Regions from separate parts of the Mus musculus genome. Here region 2 is linked to region 1. A link is a contact called in ENCODE POLR2A ChIA-PET data. All regions are on one chromosome and are shown on one strand. The core of a region is the stretch at or near the end of the contact, and the rest is flanking DNA. Distances in the headings are between cores, read along the strand shown. Region 1 holds the start of Rpe (ribulose-5-phosphate-3-epimerase). Region 2 holds the start of Acadl (acyl-Coenzyme A dehydrogenase, long-chain).

Region 1 (7,014 bases), core at 2,351-4,850:
TCATTTATACTTAATGTGCAGTTCATTTCTAAGTGCAAAAGTGGACATGTAAGTGGTTTTCTGGTTCTAAGCTGATATATTTTGCCTGTTAAAAACTATGCTGCTCAACTAGCATTAGAGGCCTTATGTTTGGTAATTACAAGTGTCTGAGTTGTGTGCGTTTATATGTCTGTGCTTTGTTCCCTCTTTTGGACTTGTGATTCAAAATCTCTATAATTGTGTCAGATATTTAAGAAGTATAGAGGTCAAAGAATTGTTAAATACTCAATAATAACCCTAAATACCTTTATATATTTTAAGTGTGTTGGGCTGTTTGAGAAATGATTTTATTGGTCTGTCTGCCTTTTAATCTGACTCCTTCACTCTCGTGTATGGAAGTCTATTATTAACTTTTTCAGTAAGCTAAGTAATGTTTTATCTTGGAAAAAAGAAAAGACATGACCACTCTGAGAAATGGGGACTTACAGAGTGGGAGTGCTCTCGTCTTGGGACTTTTGAGATTTCTCATCTATTCCATTTATTGTGTCCTTAAACGTGTTGAATGTTTATGTGTGGTAACTAAAGTATATGTATGTGCATAAGACTGTCACAAGATGTATTCTCAGGAATACTGTTACCTGGAGTTTGAAGGAATAACTTAAAGAAAACAGTTAAGATAAAAGTTCAAGTTAATTGACAATCTTTTGTAATATTCAAAAATGTGACAAGAACTAATTATCACTTTTGATCAATATATTAGTAAAATTAGATTATATCTTAATCTGTGATGCTTAATAATATTTATCTCATTCAGAGGAAGGATAAAACAGGCACCCACTTTCCAGGTATTAAACAATTACATCCAATTAAAATTGCTCCTTTGGAAAGCAACTTTATAGAGAAACCTTGAGAAATAAAAATACATCATCCATGATAGTGAGTACCCATGTGTACTATCCAGATTAAAGCAGCTTAAATCCTGGATGCAGAATTTTCTAGAATAGACATTTTTCTTTCATTCGCAGCATTCAGTGTTTTCTATAATTCTATTAGATTATTTGATTCTTATGACAAGGGAAGTGAGTTACTGAGTGCGTTGGAACAAGTCACTGAGAACAACACTGTCAAGGGGTACCACTGGGCACATGGCAGTGCTGGAGGCATCTGTTGGTTTTCTGCTTCAAGCCTCCAAGAGTAACTTAAGCCAGGATGGCATCTCTCTTTTAGCATCTGTTCTTTTAGTCAGTGAAGAACTTTCTCCACTTTGCTGCCCACTCCTAGAGTTTCCGAGGAAATAATTGAGTGTGTACTGAGATCCATAGGGAAGAAAAGGTCATAAATGAATAGAATTATAGTCCAAAACATGAACTAAGTACCTTCCTTGAGTTACACAGGATACTTTACCAGAGAACTTTCCCGAATTTGCTGCTGTCACATAGAGTCCCACTTTCACTCTGTGACCTCACACTACCAATCCATGGCCTTGTGTCTCAGCAGTGAGTAAACTAGCCCACTTCCTCATTTATTTTTGTGGGTCTCAACTGCAGCATTTTAGAAGCAAACTTTGATCTGACACTCAGGAGAATAAACACAAATAGAGGGCAGAATGTATTTGGAAAAGTTTATGATAAATTTACTTATATTATTTAAAGATCATTTAGGATCATAAATCTACGTACCTCCATGATATTTTTAATAGTCACTGTGACCATGGGATTAAAGTCCTTTATTAGCCATTTTGTAGGTGAAGACAAAGGATTGACTACACAGCCAACTTCCTTCAGATGACTATAAAGTCTGTTATGAATACTGAATGACCAAAGAGCATGGAAAATGCATCTGAATAAATACTGAGATGTTTATGAAAGATATTTATGAAAGCTAATGATTTCTGTGTTTGAATATGCACATATAATAAAATAAATCTAAGATCATTTAATGTGCTCTAATTTCACTTCTTTCCATTGGGAATGGGATAGCTCATTCAGGATCATTTTTCAAGACCTGGTCTGTGCCTTCCTTCATCTCTTGTTCTTCAGACTTCCACTCTAAAGTGGAAGCCTAAAGCCATTTTTAGCTTAAAGTCACTAATGGGTAAACACCCCCAGTCCCTCTACCGCCATATTTGATACCTACCTACTTCTGTTTCTCATCTTCTATCTTTCAAAATAAAGCAAAATGTAGATATGGAAGACAGCAAGCCAAATTGACTTCACTGCCCGGATTATGACCCGGAATGCTGGTATATCCCCAAGTCAGAATATTAAAGACTATTGTCTTCTAACTGTGTCCCCTGCAGAAACCATGGCATCTAAATTACCAGCATGCTTTTAATAAAACTATGAGAGCCCTATCCTTGTTCTTTAGGAATTGCTCTTGTTCTATCCACGTGTATCTTCATGTACCTTTTCATTTTTTCCTGGCCCAGACTCTGGATACGTTTGACATTACGCCACTTATCCATTTCAAGAATTATGGCTGGATAGCAACTCTATCAGACTGGCTATGAAAGACCCACAACGTGAGGACTCCCCCACGTTCTGACTCAGGAGAGGCGACACCCCAAATCACACAAGAAACGGTCTTACTGCAAACTTATTCAAGAGGGCTCTCGGGCCCACGGTCATACACCACGCAGGGGTAGAGGTCTGTGGCACACCGATTAGCTGGGTAAGGAGGTATTTAAAGGAAGAAACCACAACTCAAGGAAGTGGGGAGGGCTTTGTTGGAAAATACCAAAGATACCAGTTAAGAGTCCCAAGGAAGTGCAAAGTCACAAGAGTCACAAGGAATACCTGGTAATTGTTCCAGTTATCTCTCAAGACAGTTTCTAAGAGCCCCTAACAATAGCACATTTGCATAGCAATGGTCAGGGTGACTTTCTTTGAATGAACACTCTTTGAACCCAGGAAGCGGGTGGGTGGAGGAATGTCGCTATCTGTTTTATGATTAGCATCATTAAGTCACAGAGGTCACATTCCCATGCCTGGGCCTAAAGGCCTAGAATTTTGTTTTTACGTTATACTTTCAGCTACTGCAAAAATTCCTACACTGAGTACTCAGCAGTCACCAGTTATCAGCAGCTTGACTAAGGAACATCTCAGAAGAGAGGACTGTAAGAGACAGAGGGTGGGGGAAGTTCAACGGAATGCTGCAATTAATGATTGCATAAGCAACTGTGGCTCCCTGCACAAAACCTACAGACACGTGAGGTGAAGTTATTTAAGTAGGAGAGGAGTTAATTGGGAAGAAGGGGTCAGGAGGAGTGGCTGGGGTAAGAAAGGGTAATGGGGTTGAATATGATCACAATATATGCTATACGTGTATGAAACAGAGAAAAAAATAAAAACAAATTTCCTACATTGTAGGTGGTAGTCTAGCTGATCAACCCGTAGAACTTCTTACATTGTACTCAATAAACTATTTTCCCTTTCAAAAGGAAAAGAAGCCAGAAGATCCTTGGAAATCCAAGACAGAAGGCAGAAGCTCTGCACCTGGCTCCGCCCCTAGCCAGCCAGCTGACGCCCCCCCCCCAGGAGGAGGCGGGACTTCCTCGCCGCAGGGCAGCTGCTTCCGGCAGAGTCCGGAAGAGAGTGCGAGGTGGGAGGGGGCGGAGCCAGTGCGGCGCGCCCAATCGGGACGGAGTCTTGGCTGGCCCGGGCTCTCGTGGGCTCACTCGCTCTAGGGAACCGGCACCATGGCGTCGGGCTGCAAGATCGGCCCGTCCATCCTCAACAGCGACCTGGCCAACCTGGGGGCCGAGTGCCTGCGCATGCTGGACTCGGGGGCCGACTACCTGCACCTGGATGTAATGGACGGGTAACTCCGCGGGGCTCGGGGCGGGCTGGCCGCGCGGGTCGGCGTCGCTGCACCTCAGCGAGCGCCTGTTGGGTGCACGGCGCCCCTGTGCGACGACGGGCTGCCTGGCCAAGCGCGCTGCCGAGGGCACCGAGCCGGCCCTGGCTGACTTTGGGGCCCGGTCCTTTCCCCGCCACCCCGTAACCTGTGGTGATAGGACCCGGGAGCCACCTCCAGTGTTCAGGATCTTCCTCTGGTGAACTCGTAGAGAAACTGAGGCCCAACGGGACAGGCGCGACTTGCTCGATCGAACTCAGATAACTAACTAGTTCTCGACAAAGCCGGCAGACAGCCTCAGCTTGACACCTGGATGGGCTTCCGGAGTTCGACCACTTGCCGACTTGTCTTAGGCAAGCCGCTTCAGCCTTGATTGGGACTCGGGTTCAGTGTGAGGAAAATGGAAGGATTATTGATCATAGAACGCTTCCGCGTCTTGGGGAACTTGAAACGAGCAAGTCCAGTGCCTGGCGTGTAACAGATTCTCTGCAGTTGTTAGTTGTATCGAATAACCCATTCGAATTCTGATTTTCCTGTCTATTTTCTCTTCAGGCACCCTGCTCTTCAGGGAGGTCAGTTTTTTTGTAAGTAATTTTTAAGCACTGTAGTTATAATGCTCAGAATCAGGGTACAAGTTTCCTAAGTTGGTTCTAAAGTGAGGAAACAAACCTAGACCCAAAGGAGGCTGGAGGACTTGCTCAAGATTACAGAAGATTGTGACAGACTTGGAACTTGAATCTTCTTGGCTTTTTGACTAGCATTTCCCACCGAAAGTTTACATAAAATTATAAAAGACCTTGGGAGTGAGATAGAAAAATAAATTTATTTCAAATAAGCAAAATCTGTTTGCCCTCAGTCACATTGGCAAATATGTGTTATTTACATCAGTTTCGTTTCTTGTTGGAGGTTTTGCTGTTCTTTCTGGTTTTTTTGAGACAAGGTCTGTATAAATCTTAACTGGCCTCAAACTCAAAATCTTGCCTCAGCTTCCCAAATGCTGGGATTATGGGCACGGGTCCCCACACTCAGTTACACTAATTCTTTTTAACATCACTGCTGTTTTGTCCATAGCAGTTTTGTTTCTTTTGGCTCTCCGTGGTTAAATCTCATTTTTCTTAACACTTACTTGAAAGCCCTTGACCGGCTGGAATGTGTACCCCAGAGATGGTGTTGATTTCGATGCCTGAGAAAATGTAGGGGTCCTAGCATGGCACAGACTGCAGGTGTAATGAGCCTGCTTGATGCAGAGGGGAGGGGTGGACACCAGTGCTTTCACTTTGCTAATACAAATGTTGCTGTAGACCAGGCTTGCCTCACCTGCTTCTGCCTCCTGAGTGTGCCCAGCTTTTTTAACCTTATTTTTAAACGTGTCTAGTTTTTGAGATTCTATATAATATAACTAAATCATTCCCCCTTCTCTTTCCTCCCACAAACCCTCACACAGACCCTATACCTCCTTGCTCTTTTTCAAAACCATGACCTTTTAAAATATTATTAAATACATATGTAAAAATACAGACACACATATATCCCTAAATACATAAATTTGACCTGCTCAGTCTGTATAATGCCACTTGTGTGTATATTTTCAGAGCTGGCCATTTGGTATTGGATGAGACTGTGTCTCCTGCTCTCAGAATTCCTTAGATATCTGGTCCTTTGTGTAGGGCCAGGGCTCTGTGGGCTGTCCAGGTACTCTTTGAGGTTAATATGTTATCGTGAAGAGTAAGGTATATTGCTATGTCTCTCTCTCCTGGTGTACTGTAAACTTTCCAAGAGCAGGATCTGACTTTCCTTGATAAGAGACATTAAAGCATGTTATCATTGCTTAGTAATAGTAGAAAGCATCTCTGAGAATCACCGATGCCCCCCCCTTCCCCCAGCTGGCCCCCTTCCCCATATCAGACTTAAGTTAGTAAATAAGGCAAAAAAATTATTTTAAATCGTTCTACTTTTAACAATTTTTATGCCTTTAAATCTATACCTACCTTTTTTCTTTCCTTTGAAGTAAAAGCTATTTCCATTCATCTTTTGCAAAAGAGGAAACCAGTTTGGGGAAGTACAGCTCCTTTCCCATCACTCTGGCAGAATAGACAAAGCCTGATGTCTCCAGAAGAGAGCTGTGGGATCCCTTTACAAAGGTGGCCAGCCTCCTCTGCTTACTCTCCACCCCTCCGTTTTCTTCTCTGTTTCAAACTGATCTTATCTAGAAAGTCAGAAACTAGGCTAAGAAACACTAGGTGGCCAGACACAAGTATGGTTAAATATCTGAAGTAAAGAACAGGTTTGTTTTTCTGGAAACACATTTTGAGAAAAGCACAAAACACACCATGGCAGAATGCTAGCTGGAATGTGCTGATCCCAACTATGGGAGCAACGCACACACGGCTACTTCTAAATTAGTCATTGGCATTTCATTTACGTTGGAGAGATTTTATATAAATACTGAATTTCTGACTTTTGCTGGAGATATCAAAGATTTGGAATTCTCTTCTGTATTCTGGTAAGGCCTTGATTGTGTGGAATTGAGCAAGGCAAGCATCTGTAACCAGTTTCTCATTGTGTCCTGGGCCCTACCTTCTCTAGCCTGGCTCACCTGCTCAGTTTTCCTTTTGCCACCAGCCAAAGACTCTCCAGTTCCTGATCCCCGGGAAGATTTTCTGGTTCCTGTCTTGGTGCGTTTTGTACCAACCGTAATCCTCTTACATTTTGTTTGTTGGTTTGTCTGCAGTAGACTGCCTTCCAGTTATTACTAAAGTATAGGGATGCTGATGGGACCTGCTAAGAGAGGAGACGTAGATTCCTCTGTTACAGCAGCTATGGATTATCCCCAGCAAGTCCCTGGTTTCAGGCACGAGGAACCCTTTGTTACACTTTCCTTCTGAGGAGGGTCGTGGGGAATGTCAGAGTGAAATAGTGATGAAGCTGGCATTTCTGGTGAATTCCTTTGCTTTCGAGAAAATTAATTTAGGATTTCCTATTCTGGTAAGAAATCTGAGGCATTTGATAAAAAAATCATGTTCTTTGGTTTTTGGAACCTCAGTACCTCTCATAAAGAGGCTGGAAATCCTTTGATAATTCATGTTGTCCGGTAGTTCCGAAACACCTGATTGCATGCCTAGGTTTTTGCACCTTTTAGTTATGGCTTAGCCACAAGCCTTTAGTTTCTCATGAAAACTT
Region 2 (6,777 bases), core at 1,625-4,124, 160 kb after region 1:
AAAGACAGCATGAACACAGTCCAGTTTGGTCTGTCTCCCCCTCCCCCTTCCCTTCCCCCTCTCCCTCTCTTCTAGGAATAAACTTAACCAAGGAAATAAAAGACTTCTACAATGTAAACTAAGACACCAAAGAATGAAACAAAGGACAACACCAGAAGATGGAAAGACCTCCTGGTCTCAGCTCAGAAGAATTAGTATTAGGGCAATGGCCATCCTGTCAAAAGCAATCTACAAATTCAACGCAGGCCCAACAAAAAATCTTGGGCTATTTTTCAAAGAAGTTGGAAAAAAAAGATTTTAAAATTTATATGGAGGCACAAAACACCAAGGATGGCTAAAGCAACCCTGAACAAAAGAATACTGCTGGAGGTATCATCACCCTGCGTGTGAGCTACATTACCAAGCCATTGTAATAGAAACAGCATAGTAAGGGCAACAGAACGCAAACACACACACACACACACACACACACACACACACACACACACGCACACGCACACGCACACGCACAAACCAATGGAACAAGGGACACAAATATAGATGCTGGCATCTCTAACTCCCTAATCTCTGATAAAGATGGCAAAAGTATATACTGAGGGAAAGACAGATGAATGGAGGATGAAAATATGGTACTATATTGGGTTCTTTTCTGTTGGTGTGATAATATTCCATAGCCATGGAAGAAAGGGTTTGCTTGGGCTTACAGCTACAGAGGGATAAGGGTCTACTACCATTGGGGCCAGAAGGCATGACAATAAACAGAGGGCTCAGGCAAGAAGCCGAGAGCTCACATCTTGAACCACAAACACTAGGAAGAGAAAGCAACTGGGAAGAGGAACAGGCCAAATCCTAGTGATTACTTCCTACAGTGAGGTCACACCGGTCACCAGAGACACCAAACTGCTATCCAAGCTTTAAAGGTCAGAGAAAACCAGGCACAAGACCTGCAGGTGGTTTCTCAGATCACAACAAAGTTTATTTTATCCCTAATAACTGAGATGACTGCTTTCAATTTATTGCTATGAGGTAAGCATTTTAAAGTATATATTTGTCCTCCGTGTAAAAGCAACGCTGAGATTAGAATACCAGGCTTCTGAGATTCAGGTGGAATTGTTTATCACTATAAAGTAGAGAACTTGTGTGTAAATCTGTCTGGGTCTTAAAATGGTACACCCTATAATATGCTAAGAAAAAAAATGTAATATTTCTAACTACAGAAAAAAGAAATGCATAAATAAACACTTTCCTGCTATCATTTACTTGGCAGTTAAGTTTGGTGAAACATCAATTTTCAGTTTGGAGACACCTGTACTGAACAAATCAATAGCCTTCAGGCTAGTGTCCGTTGTTTTCTCTGTCTTTTAAGTCAGGGTCTCACTAAGCAGCTCCAAGGAAGCTTCAAATTCATCATGATCCCCTGGCCTCTGCCTCCAGTGTGTGTGGAGGGGGAATTACAGGCCTGGGCCACCGCTTTAAAGCCTCATTTACATAAAAAAAAGTCAGACTAAATGAAATGACCCATTGGCACACTCAGGCCCTGGCAGCTGGATGTAAACGTTCTTGGGCTCAGCCTAGGCCTCGCTCCATAAATGCTGACTCAGACTGCCTTTCAACTGGATCGTTGGCCATTATACTCATAACCCTTTAAGAAACCCGTGACGATAAAACTATAGCTCCTGGCTCACTGACCATTCTCCAATAATCCTCTGTAAGGCAGAGCTTCTTCCCACACTTGAATCAAAATAAGATCATTTGGGGGGTTCTCTAATTAAAAAAATACAGAAATATTATTAACATAAAAAGAAATAAGAAAAGCTAGAACAATAGGAACACACCCTTTCGCAGCATCCAGCAATGAGTCAGCTGGCCTGTCCTTTGCCACCGATGCAGGTGTCTCTGTTCATCTTCAGGGTGCTCTAATTTTAAGAGCGTCAGAACATCACTTCCTCCGGAGAATAGAAAAGCATTCCTATCTTAAAGTCCTCGGAACTTTCCCAAGTCTCCTCCGGATGGATAAGCTTTACCACAGCACTGTATTGTACTTCGCAACAATGTGCTAATTAGCTCATTTAAATGTCCTGCCACCATAATTAACAAAGCTTTACACTTCCAGTCTGCTTTATCCAAGGAATGGATTTTTAGACAGGTAAAACTTGATCTCAGTATAAACACCCCCAAAAGTCTCTAAAGCTCTTGGGAGCTGCCCATTAATCCCTCTACATTTAATTAGTTTAAGGATTTAGTAATAAGTGTACAACTAATTTATCAGATGGGGCCTACGCCTGGACGCCTGAGTCGGGATGATTGAAGTTGCTCTGGTCTTCCGGTCCCCGCCTCCGCACACCAAGTCCCAAGTTCACTGTCAGGTGGCAGTCCCCAGTCTCCGTTCCAACTGGGCTAAAGGTCGCACTACTCGGTGGCAGAGCGCCCAGGGGGTGATCGCTCCCGCTAAAGCTGGGACAACACTTTCAAAGTCAGTTCACGGGACACTGTAGGACGTGGGGCGGGGCCCAGGCCTGGAGCGAGCATTAGGGGTTGCCTTGCCTTTTGGGGCGCGGCGGACCGTGGTGGGGACACCCCGAGTTCTCCACGCCACAGCGGGCAGCCCCGGGTTCCGGAGAGAAGGCCCGGTCCCTTCCTCCGGCCGCGTCGCCCCGGCTTGACCGTAGCGCGTCACACCCCATCCCCAGAGCTCCGCCGCCCCGGCTGCCGGTACCCCAGGCTGTACCCGCACTCACCGGGCGGAGGGCAGCGGGCGTGGCGCCGAGCGGGCGCTCAGGACGCGCAGGGAGCGGAGGAGCAGGCGCGCAGCCATGGCGGGATGGACGGCGGCGGACGGGACTGGCGGGCTCCGCGGCGGGGGCAGGCGGACAGAGGGGCGGCCGGACGGCGGGACGGTGGGGCGGGCCTCGGGGACAGCCAACTGCGGGCCGCAGGGCGGTGCCGCCAGCTCGGGCGGGGTCTGCGCCAGGCTCTGCGCGACGCCCCGTGCGCCCTCCCCTCCCGGCTGCAGGGCTGAGCGAGGGTTCCCTGGAGAGTCGTCCCACCCCCGCACTGAAAGGTGCATGGAGTTAATTTTCTAACTTCGGAAAGCTCTCTGAATGTCGATAAATGTATGAGTACTCACTGTAAAGGATTGTGCTGATTTGGTTTGGGTTTTTTGTTTGTTTTGGTTTTGTTTTTTTCCTTGCAAACGTTTGTAGCTACTCTTTGAAAATAAATAAGTAAGTATATTTGATAACGGAATAACAATTGGTTCAATTCTCCAATAGTACTTGAACTCGCATATGGTTGTTTCCTTTTTTTGTTGTTGTTTTGGTTCAATTCAAGGACATGTATTATTTGGGTTTATGGATTTGATGATTTGTAATGGGAAATGCCTGACAGGTTTTGAACTCTAAAGAATGTGTACATTACATCGATTTCTAAGGAGGCAAGGGGGCCTTTCTAATAACAACAGTTACGGAATCTGAAATAGTGAAAGTGAAAGACATTTTGTGTTAGCAATCAACTACTGACAGCCCACTGAGTAGGACATACAGAAATGTTTCAAAGAAAAGCTTTAGGGTTTCACGGCACCAACAATCTGGAAAACATAGTCTTTTTTTATTTAAAAAAATAATTTTAGATTACATTTCATTCATGTGTGTCGTCTGTCTGTCGTGCACTCATGTGGAGTCCAGAAGTTCCTATCAGATGTCTTCATCAATTGCCCTCCAGGTTTCTCACTGAACCTGGAGTTTATAGATTTGGCTAGCCGGTTTGGTAGTGATCTACCTGTCTTTCTGCTTCCCTAGGGCTATGTTTACAAATGCTCAGAAGAGTCGTTTATTTTCTAGGAGTAACTTGATCTGGTTGGGGGTGGGGCTGTTTGTTTTGTCTTTTTTTTTTTTTCCCCGGGTTTCCTAGTGGCAGAATTAATGCAAATGGTGTGTGTCCTTGCTCTGTTGCATTCTTGCTAAGGCTAACTGGAGGCACGTTTGTTTAAGATCCTGTTCATCTGGTTTATCATGAAGTTATTGTTTCCTTTTATAAAATAAAAACAAACAAGTAGTGTGTGTGTGTGTGTGTGTGTGTGTGTGTGTGTGTGTGTGTGTACACTTATTCCTGGGGATCGGACTCAGGCCTTACACATACATATAAGAAACAAGCTTGTAAGTGTAGGATCAGCTGTATTCTAATGATATGAAAGGTTGAACAATAACCAGGATTTCACAAACCCCTTTGAGCCATATTTCTCTTGTAGGAGTATTACACATATTGCTTGAGAGTTCTACAGGCATGCCTTTTTAGAGGGTATGAGGCAGGGTTTCTTTGTATTGCGCAGACAACTGTCCCAAACTTCTGCACATTTAAACAATCCTCCTGCCTTAGTATCTGAGTAAGTAGGGCTTCTGACATTTGCCACGATGACGAAGGAAGGGCATGCTTTTAGTTATTGAAATGTCAATGGCAGCCTAAACTTGAGCATTAAAAGAAAATTAGGAAAAAGATGTGATGGGGAAATCAGGAAAGCTCTCCAGATGGAAGAAAGGAATCGATGGGCAAAGGAACCTGTCTAACTGGAAAGTTTATGTTGGAAAGTAGGAAATCCAGGCCAAGAGGGAGATAATCTCTGGGCAAGACCTTAGCAGAGAGTATAGTGCAAATTTATGTCTGCAACTTCCTGGATTTGAAGTTCTCAGTTTGGAGATTTAGTGGATCAGTTCTTGCAAAGGGCCAGGCTCACAGGTCTGCAGTGGTCACTGGCAGGCAATGATTGGCATTTTTAAATGAGTACTAAGTATCTAACCAGGTAGTTTACATTTGGTGTGATAGGAAGTGAAGAGTGCTTATGGTTGAGGAGGGCAAAAATACATATTCATTCGTTCTTTCATTCCATAAAGACTGAGTTTCTTCTAACCATAAACATTTGACCTTGTAGACAATAAAATACATGCTTTCAAAAGGGGCCATCGAACAGCTATGAAAATAGGAGTAGCAAGGGCTGGAGAGATGGCTCAGTGATTAAGAGCACTGACTGCTCTTCCAGAGGTTTGGGGTTCAATTTCTAGCATTCACATAGTGACTAACACCTTCTGTAATTCCACTTGGAAAGATTCTGAGGTCTTTCACAGGCACTAAACATACTACTAGTTACACAAACATACAGGCATATAATTACTATTTTTAATGAAAAGGAGAATATTACATCAAAGAGTGAGATGAAAGCAGAAAACTGATGGCCTAAAGAAAATGAGCTGAGCAGTAGTGACTCCGAGTTACTCTTTATTCACCTCATTTTAGGGCATAATGGAAAACACACAAGGAAAGAACATTCTAGACTGCGGCTGAAAAATCCCCCCTTAGAGTTTCTTAATCTCTCTGTGTCTTCGTTTCCTTATTTGTAACATGGGATATTAATAGCATCTACCTCATACCCTGGTTGTGAAGCTAAATCAAGACAAAATATGCAGAACATCCATTCCAAGGCACCGTAGGAGACCAGTACACAGTAATGTCATGACTCTGTCTCCTCACCCTAAATCTAAGTGGAGGACATGGTCTGCTCAGGAAACAAAAACCAAGAACCCTACCCTTCCTTTTATTCAGTTCCCATTCATTCATTCATCTGGGAAGTGTTTGCAGCAGCTGATCCTCCTACTCCATTTATTTTTTACTGGACAGGTTGGGTCATCCCTTGAATTGTTTCTAGACCCCAAGGAGGAAAACATGGGATATGAAACTCTCCTCTCCATTTCTTATTCTTGTTCTTGTTCACCTGAGAGAAAACTTGACAGCTAATGCCAACAGTTTTCAACAGTCTTCTTTAGCAACACTGTTTAGAAAAATCCTGGCCTCAATGACATTTAGCCCAGAGTTTAGAAACAACACAAGGGATTTTTGAAGTTGATGTTAAAGTAGGCTGAAGGACAAAAGAATTTCATTTGTCTATAGTCTAAAACCAAGCACTATTTCTGGCTTGATGTTCTGATCTGGTACAAACAACTGTTGACAATGTCAGAGCATTCGTCCCTCAAGGGGCATTGTAATTTCTAGGCCATAATACAGGGTTTAACCAAGTGCTTGGAATCTATAAAAGTCAGTTAGCTATGAAAATGAGTAAGACAGTATCACTATCTAACAGGTCACACAGTAAGATAGCAGGAAATCTCGGAATTACGAAGCCAATAAATGGGTTAAAGTTCAGAGGTTATCTGATTAAAAGAGAAGCAAGACAGGTACGAAGAGGCCAGGGCTCATCTGGAATCTCCTCTAGGTATGGAAACTGCTATAGCTCACCTGGGTTTTCTGTGGCCACATTAAATATAGGTTGGTTAGTACAGGCCAGGTACTGGGAGGCGTGAACTTAGTGGATCTAAGCTGCCCCTAGAGGCTTTGCTTTTGTGGCTGCTGTGTCACAAGTGTATCAGGAGGTGGCACAAAGGAGAGAGACTACGCTATACTCAGTGTTCTGACCTGTAAACGTCTGAATGATTAGTACCTAACACTCCCTGAAAAAAAAAAAAAAGCAACCCTGAGACAGCCACCACTCCAGCTCTACGCAGACCCAAATGAGCTTCTAGGGTGTGATCAAACCAGAGACGAGACAAGCCCTGCCTGGGCCTGTGAGTCCCAGATGACCACCAGACTGACACCATGGGACCCAGACAGAAAGCTAGCCTGAGATGACCACCAGTCTGCTGCTGCACAGTCCTTGGGGGTTGAGGTGTGTGTGGGGGGGGGCGGGGGCAGAACATGACCAAGATGATCCTGTAATGTATAGATGGGGCATAA

What was found. ChIA-PET counts read pairs that join two places held with the same protein, here RNA polymerase II (POLR2A).
Region 2: POLR2A ChIA-PET joins it to region 1 with 11 read pairs in Patski. The contact joins the promoter of Acadl here to the promoter of Rpe in region 1. POLR2A ChIA-PET finds 5 or more read pairs at or near these places in 3 of 5 experiments (Patski and embryonic stem cell).

Annotation. Positions count from the first base shown.
Region 1 is chr1:66,697,231-66,704,244 of GRCm38, forward strand. Rpe (ribulose-5-phosphate-3-epimerase) reads left to right here and starts at 3,601. Exons shown (of 6, transcript NM_025683.3): 1 at 3,601-3,798. The coding sequence starts at 3,677. It overlaps Unc80 (unc-80, NALCN activator), which reads left to right. Exons shown (of 65, transcript NM_001368824.1): 65 at 1-1,920.
Region 2 is chr1:66,860,435-66,867,211 of GRCm38, forward strand. Acadl (acyl-Coenzyme A dehydrogenase, long-chain) reads right to left here and starts at 2,875. Exons shown (of 11, transcript NM_007381.4): 1 at 2,739-2,875. The coding sequence starts at 2,815. It overlaps Gm25832 (a small nucleolar RNA gene), which reads left to right and starts at 6,363; the gene lies at 6,363-6,492.